Linked DNA regions of Homo sapiens: region 2 is linked to region 1. A link is an interaction called in ENCODE POLR2A ChIA-PET data of the cell type or tissue named here. Cell type or tissue: endothelial cell of umbilical vein. All regions are shown on one strand. Region 1 overlaps ADAM17 (ADAM metallopeptidase domain 17). Region 2 overlaps LOC105373418 (a long non-coding RNA gene).

Region 1 (4,000 bases):
ATGGTGGCGGGTGCCTATAGTCCCAGCTACTTGGGAGGCTGAGGCAGGAGAATGGAGTGAACCCGGGAGGCGGAGCCTGCTGTGAGCCGAGATCGCCAGCCTGGTTGACAGCGCGAGACTCCCGCTCAAAATAAGAAAAAAAAAAAGTACTCGTGCTTTTTTTCCTCCTCAAAACAACATATCTTGCAAAAAAGTAACCCACAATTACAGTTAGGAAAATAAATACAAGGTATCTAAGACAGACATTAGAATATAGACTCCATTGGCACCAGAAGACAGGAAAAGAGGGGAGGGGAGGGGAGGGGAGGGGAGGAGAGGGGGAGGAGAGGGGAGGAGAGGGGGAGGAGAGGGGAAGGGGAGGGGGAAGAGAGGGGAAGGGAAGGGGAAGGGAGGGGAAGGGAGGGGAGGGGAAGGGAGGGGAGGAGAGGGGAGGGGGTATACACTTCAGTTCTTTAGTGGGCTTACTATTCTTTTTGTTGAGTTTCAGTCCAGTTCTTTAATTGGCTTACTATTCTTTTTGTTTTCTATGACTTTCCATCCTTACATGAAAACTAGGAGTGGTGAGCAAGACTTTCTCAAGTATTATTTATAGTCTTTCAATGTGTCCATGAACACCAAAGACAAAGAAAGGTATATTATTCATCTCACCCACAGAAACAAATTTTGTCAGCTGTTGTACTGAAAATATATTACTTCCCCATGGGATTGCAAAAGTCTTTAAACTACCGGAAAGAAATCTAGACTGGGACTATCTCCATGGCAACAAATATTTTTAACTTTTTGAGCATAACAAGGTAATTTTAGTTTGCTTGTGGTTTTTTAATGGTCAAAGGGAAAAGACAATAGAACATTATTTCGTAAATCCTTGGAACATTTTCTTCTGCTATCCTAAAACATATCTTCCCACACATTCTCAGTTATGATTTTTCCCTCCAGTTATGCTGAGAACTTTCAAAAGCATACTTATTATAAATGTCTTATTATTTTGTTTTAAAGCTAAGAGTTGCAACATTACTTAATGTTCTTTTCAGAAAGAAATCAGTGGAATTGCATTTTTCATTTGCTACATTAAGAATCTTTTCTAAAGATAAAGACCAAGCGATTATAAAATTCATGTTTTTTGATTTTCCAATATTAGCTTTTGAGTTATAAAACGTCCAACAGAATGTCAAAATTTCTTTTACTTTATCCTCCCAAAATTATGTGAAGTCATTTTCTTACAGATTTCTTTAACGTTTTATCTTTCTGACTTTTGACTTAAGAATTTACAGTAACTAAAGACCAGCTAACCAGTTTGAATTAACATTATTACCCTAACCATTTTTAATGGTCCATTTAGTCAGGTATATCACTTTCATTTCTTTATCAGTTCTAGACCTTCTCAAGTAATCTGATATATTTCACTTTTAGGAGAAACATTTAACTTTTTCCAAAAAAATTCAGGCAACATCAAAAAAGTATCAAAACAGTATATACTCCGCAGCTTTTTCGTTATTTAAAAATAAGATAATTTCTTGATTTTTTTTTTTTTTTGAGACGGAGTCTCACTCTGTCGCCCAGGCTGGAGTGCAGTGGCGCAATCTCGGCTAACTGCAAGCTCCACCTCCTGGGTTCACGCCATTCCCCTGCCTCAGCCTCCCAAATAGCTGGGACTACAGGCGCCTGCTACCACGCCTGGCTAATTTTTTGTATTTTTAGTAGAGACGGGGTTTCACCGTGTTAGCCAGGATGGTCTCGATCTCCTGACCTCATGACCTCATGATCCATCCAGCTCGGCCTCCCAAAGTGCTGGGATTACATGTGTGAGTCACCACGCCTAGCTGATAATTTCTTGATTTATAACAAAAAGGAAATGAAACTTGTAAGGCAAATTTTAAACAAGTTTCTTTTTTTCTTAAGTTACTTCAACTCTTCATACAACCTCTCAGTGTTTCTATGCTTTTTCAACCTCTAATAGTTACATCCAAATTTAATGCAATGATCTTGGTTTAAATTACTTTGCCTTCCACTGCTATCGAAAAACGGAATCTTCTCATTTACCATCAAGTAATGAGGGGTTTCATAGAGTTAATTCAGCCCTGATACAAACTGATTACTTCAGCTATCTTTGTTTTTGTTCTTGTTTTAAACTTTAATGACGCAATATGATAGAAAAGAAAGGGTATGGGCTTTGGAGTCTGACAAACTTGGCTTAAGTCCTACTTTCATTTACTCACTGTCCGACCTTGGCCTCAATCTTTGAATCCTAAGTATTTATCTACAAATGGAAATAATATCACCTAATAACTGAACGGTTTTGGGGATTAAAGGAAATAACCTATTTTAAAACACCTGGTATAAAATTCCATAGACTGTTAGATAAATTTCCCATTAAATATTTAGTATGGAAACTTTGTAAAATAAATTACATACTTCCCTGCTTTCTTACACAGAGAAAAGATAACAAGTGGCTACGATTTAATATTTTCTTAGGGAATCAATGTCATCTACGAAACTTGAAAGAGAAATATGTAAGGCTATGGAAGTTTTTGCCTCTAGAATACGGATTCTACAGGCCACTTCAAATCCAAAGAAACCCAAAAAGCTAAACTTTGAGTTCTTTTCATTTTATAGTTTCCTCACTCTTCCTTCGCTCCTACTTATTTCTTGCTACTATATCCACTTCTTCACCAAACTCTCCACCAGTATAGCAGAAATAACACAAGTTTTGGAGTCCAACCTTTGTTCAAATCTTGTATCTGTCATTTACTAGCTGAGTAATCTTGGGCAAGTTACTAAGCTGTCTAAGCCTTAATTTTTTTTTTTTTGTTCCTTCAAAAAAGGAATCACTTTTAGAGATAACTTATGTAAAATGCCAGTAAATTACAGAAAATAAGTACCTGATTAACTGTAGCTATTAATATTACCAATCTGCTCAAATTTGGTGTAAGTTGAAAGCTAATAACCAATACTATAATATTCTGACATAAAATCGAATAAAAAGAAGTCATTAAAAAATAACCTAAGGATAATTGCAATAGCTAGGAAAAATTAATTTGCATTAAAAATTTGCCTAAAATAACCACATGACAATGAACCAATCTCCTTAATATACTAAGCACTGCTACAATTCAGTAGTTAGAAAGACAAATTCAATAGAAAAATAGTCAAAAGAGATAAAAAGGCAGTTTACAGAAATATAAAACAAATTACTTACAAATATATAAAAAGATGCTCAATGTCACACAAAATGAAAATCAAAACAACTATAAAATGCCATGCCCTTTAGAGGGGTGACAGTTAAAGGCTGATAAACCTACTATTGGCAAAGATAACAGGAAACAGGTAAACTCATATATTGCTGCTGGAAGAATAAATTTGTCAAATCTCTTTGGGAGGAAAGAGCAATATCAATAAACATAGTATACATATCCTTGACCCAGTAATTCTCCTTCCAGGAATATATCCTATAAAAACACCTCATCAAGGTACACATTTACAAAGATACTCACTAGAGCACTGTTTGTTGTATTAAAAAAATCACTTTGGTTAAACAATATCCATCTGTAGTGTATTAGTCAGTATGTTGTTACAATTCTATGCAATAGGAATATTTATGCAGCTGTTTAAAATGAGGTAAATATGCTATCTATATCACCTATACACACACAGAGACCTATAGGCAAAAAACATGCATTAAAATATTTTGGGTCGGGCACGGTGGCTCACACCTGTAATCCCATCACATTGGGAGCCTGAGGCAGGTGGATCACCTGAGGTCAGGAGTTCAAGACCATCCTGGCCAACATGGTGAAACCTCATCTCTACTAAAAATACAAAAATTAGCTGAGCATGGCAGTGGGCTCCTGTAATCCCAGCTACTCGGGAAGCTGAGGCAGGAGAACTGCTTGAACCCGAGAGGTGGAGGCTTCAGTGAGCTAAGATCGTGCCATTGCACTCCAGTCTGGGCGACAAGAGCAAAAACTCTGTCTCAAAAAACAAAAAACAAAACAAAACAAAA
Region 2 (4,000 bases), 110 kb after region 1:
GAAACTGGACTTGCCTCCTAGGGTTCCTGCAAATATAAAATGAGCTAATGCCTTTGAGGTGTTTGCTATTGTCCTGGCACTTGGCAAACACATGATAAATATTAGCAATCACTTGCGAGGGGGTGTGGGGTTCGGGGGAGCTTTGCCCCTCCTCCCCCTCTCCAGGGCTGAGCAGCAGTGAAGAGCTTTCTGCATAAGAGAGAGCAAGAGAGATAAATAAACCCACATCTTCCTCTGAAAGAGGCTCCTGCTGGCTGGCTGCTCACCTGACCAAGTCTCCCTCCCAGCCTGTCTTCACTCTTTGGTCCACCCTCAAGGGAACCAGGTCACACAGCCTCAGCACTTCCTGCATGCCAGTCTCTAGCTGGTGCCTTCCACTGGCTGAACCCCATAAGAAACTAGAGGGCGGCCGGGTGCCGTGGTTCATTCCTGTAATCCCAGCGCTTTGGGAGGCCAAGAGTTCAAGTCCAGCCTGGGCAACATGGTGAAACTCTGTCTCTACAAAAAATACAAAAATTAGCAGGGTGTGCTGGTGCTGAGCTTGGCAGGTGGAGGTTGCAGTGAGCTGAGATGGTGCCACTGCACTCCAGCCTGGGCAACAGAGCGAGACTCCGCCTCAAAAAAAAGGAAAAGAAAAAGAAAAAAAAAAAAAAGAAAGAAACCAGGGCCAGGCACGGTGGCTCACACCTGTAATCCCAGCACTTTGGGAGGCCCAGGTGGGTGGATCATCTGAGGTCAGGAGTTCGAGACCAGCCTGGCCAACATGGTGAAACCCCATCTCTACTAAAAATACAAAAAGTAACTGGGCATGGTGGTGCGCACCTGTAGTCCCAATTACTCGGGAAGCTGAGGCAGGTGAATCACTTGAACCTGGGAGATGGAGGTTGCAGTGAGTTGAGATCACACCACTGCACTCCAGCCCAGGAGAGAGAGTGAGACTCCATCTCAAAAAAAAAAAAAAGAAAGAAAGAAAGAAAGAAACTAGAGGGCAAGGGATGCATTGATGTAGCTGGTATGCCCCAGCCTCTCTGGGCGTAGTGCAGGGTGAAGAAGGGTGGGGACAGCACTGGAGGGGCATAGCACCTGTCCTCTGATCCAGATGACAGAGAAAGAAGTCACAGTCTAAGGGTCAGAAAACCTGAGCCCTACCCCCAGGGTTTCCCCTGACTGATTGCGTGAATGTGGGCAAGCCCCTGGTCTGCTCTGAGCCTTCGTTTTCCCATCTAGAAAATGACAAAGTTGGAGCAGTGACATCCAAGTTCCCTCCAAACCTAACACACTGTCTTTTACTGACACTGCTGCAGATGAAGTAACAAGGCAAAACTATGTTTGCCATTAGCTCTCAGGGAAATGCAAATGAAACCTACAATGAGACACCACTTCACACCCACTAGGATGCATCAAAAGACAGCTACATATCAAAAAGACAGATCATAATGTGTTGATGAGGATGTGGAGGCACTGGAGCCCTTGTGTGCTGCTGGTGAGAATGTTAACTGGGGCAGACACTTAACAGTGGCTGGAAAATTGTCTAGCAGTTCCTCAAAAGGCTAAACAGAGTTACCACATGACCCTGCCATTCCACCGCTGCATATATTTCCAAGAGAAATGAAAACATATGTACACACAAAAACTTGCACACAAATGCTCATAGCAGCATCCATAATGCATTCCAGATAAACAAGATCGACAGGATGGAATGCTATTAGACAACAAAGGAAATAAAATGCAACATGCATAAACCTTGAAGACATTATGCTACACGAAAAAAGTCAGTGGGCAAAGGGCTAATATCCAGAATCTACAAATAAACAAATGTACAAGAAAAAAATCAAACAACCCCATCAAAAAGTGGGCAAAGGATATGGGCAGACACTTCTCAAAAGAAGACATTTATGCAGCCAACAGACACATGAAAAAATGCTCATCATCACTGGCCATCAGAGAGGTGCAAGTCAAAACCACAATGAGATACCATCTCACACCAGTTAGAATGGCAAACATTAAAAAGTCAGGAAACAACAGGTGCTGGAGAGGATGTGGAGAAATAGGAACACTTTTACACTGTTGGTGGGACTGTAAACTAGTTCAACCATTGTGGAAGACAGTGTGGCGATTCCTCAAGGATCTAGAACTAGAAATACCATTTGACCCAGCCATCCCATTACTGGGTACATACCCAGAGGATTATAAATCATGCTGCTATAAAGACACATACACTTGTATGTTTATTGCGGCACTATTCACAATAGCGAAGACTTGGAACCAAACCAAATGTCCATCAATGATAGACTGGATTAAGAAAATGTGTCTCATATACACCATGGAACACTATGCAGCCATAAAAAGGGGTGAGTTCATGTTCTTTGTAGGGACATGGATGAAGCTGGAAATCATCATCTTGACCAAACTGTCGCAAGGACAGAAAACCAAACACCGCATGTTCTCACTCATAGGTGGGAATTGAACAATAAGAACATTTGGACACAGTGGGGAACATCACACACCAGGGCCTGTTGTGGGGTCGGGGGAGCGGGGAGGGATAGCATTAGGAGATATACCTAATGTAAATGATGACTTAATGGGTGCAGCACACCAACATGGCACGTGTATATATATGTAACAAACCTGCACATTGTGCACATGTACCCTAGAACTTAAAGTATAATCAAAAAAAAAAAAAAGAAAAGAAAAAAGTCAGTAGGAAAAGGCCACACATTGTATGTGTGACCTGCCTACTTCCCTCTCCCTGATGCTTCCTCTCTGGTCAGTTCCTCTCTTTGGGTTCTGGTCATTATTTTTTTCCCTTTGTCCCTCAGGACTAGGGGTGGTAACTGCTCCTTCTGTTTCTTACCCCAGGGAACTGCATCCATTACTGATTGCCATAAACATTTTCCTCCGCTTCGTGAATAGTTCTTGATTAAACTTTCCTCCTGTTTCCCAACTTGTGCATCTGTATCTTGATGCAGTGACTTACTCTCCATCCATCCATCCATCCATCCATTCATCCATCCTTCCATCATCCATCCACCCATCCACCCATCCACCCATCCACCTATTCATCCATCCACTCATCCATCTAACCATCCATCCATCCATCCATCCATCCATCCATCCATCCATTCATCCATCCATCCATCCACCTATCCACCTATTCATCCATCCACTCATCCATCTATCCATCCATTCATCCATCCATCCACCCATCCACCTATTCATCCATCTACTCATCCATCTATCCATCCATCTATCCAACCTCACACCATGCATACCCCCATCCATCCATCCACCCAATCACCCATCCACCTATTCATCCATTCACTCATCGACCTATCTATCCATCCATCCATCCATCCTTCCACCCTCCAACTAGTGCCCCATCCATCCATGCACCCATCCATTCACTCTTTCATTCAGGAGCACAGTGCAGAGTTCATTCTGGATGCTCAGTATATTCAGCAAACACTGAGTCCGTACTGCTCAGCAGGTGGCCAGTGCTAGGCCCTATGCCAGGAATATAGGTAATTAAACACAGCCTCTGTTCTCCAGAAGTTGGTGATACAGTCTAGGGATAAAAATGAAATATACATATCTCGTGTCCTGTCTAGTGAGCCAAAAAAAAAAGAAGGAAAAGAAAAGAAAAGAAAAAGCCTTAGCAATTACTTAGCAAGGTTAGCAATTACTTAGCAAGATTTGGAGACTTAGAGGGTACATTATGGGTTCTATTATTTTTAAGTTTTGAAGCAGTTTGGGAGCGTATGATGCTTCACCCTCCACAGGCTCCAAAAACCACCAAGAACTGAGCCTGCTATGAGCTGTCACTAGGTAGGGACCTAGCCTACTATTCTTGTATATCTGGGGCCCAGCACATAGTAGGTGCTCTGGGAAGTCAGCAGAATTTAATGAACTCTGACTTGAAGACAAGGCTCTACAAAAACAGAGATGTAGGGAACAGTCTGTATTCAAAATGTTATAGTAACAAGCAGTCAGCCAGACTGCA

The links. ChIA-PET counts read pairs that join two places held together with the same protein. Peaks named below come from ENCODE experiments on the same cell type or tissue, not always from the same donor. Only the 100,000 strongest peaks of a DNase experiment are listed, where the experiment ranks them.
Region 2: POLR2A ChIA-PET joins it to region 1 with 6 read pairs; 2 of 35 experiments call an interaction of 5 or more read pairs at or near these places.

What each region holds. Positions count from the first base shown.
Region 1 is chr2:9,537,593-9,541,592 of GRCh38, forward strand. All of the region lies in intron 2 of ADAM17 (ADAM metallopeptidase domain 17), which reads right to left. Among named protein-coding and RNA genes, the nearest start is that of ADAM17, 16 kb to the right of the region's middle. In endothelial cell of umbilical vein, no CTCF peak of the experiment used is centred here; DNase peaks (open chromatin) are centred at 729 and 2,179; H3K27ac peaks cover 592 bases.
Region 2 is chr2:9,649,200-9,653,199 of GRCh38, forward strand. All of the region lies in intron 3 of LOC105373418 (a long non-coding RNA gene), which reads left to right. Among named protein-coding and RNA genes, the nearest start is that of YWHAQ, 20 kb to the left of the region's middle. RefSeq lists enhancers at 1-381, 1,113-1,694. In endothelial cell of umbilical vein, no CTCF peak of the experiment used is centred here; no DNase peak of the experiment used is centred here; H3K27me3 peaks cover 337 bases.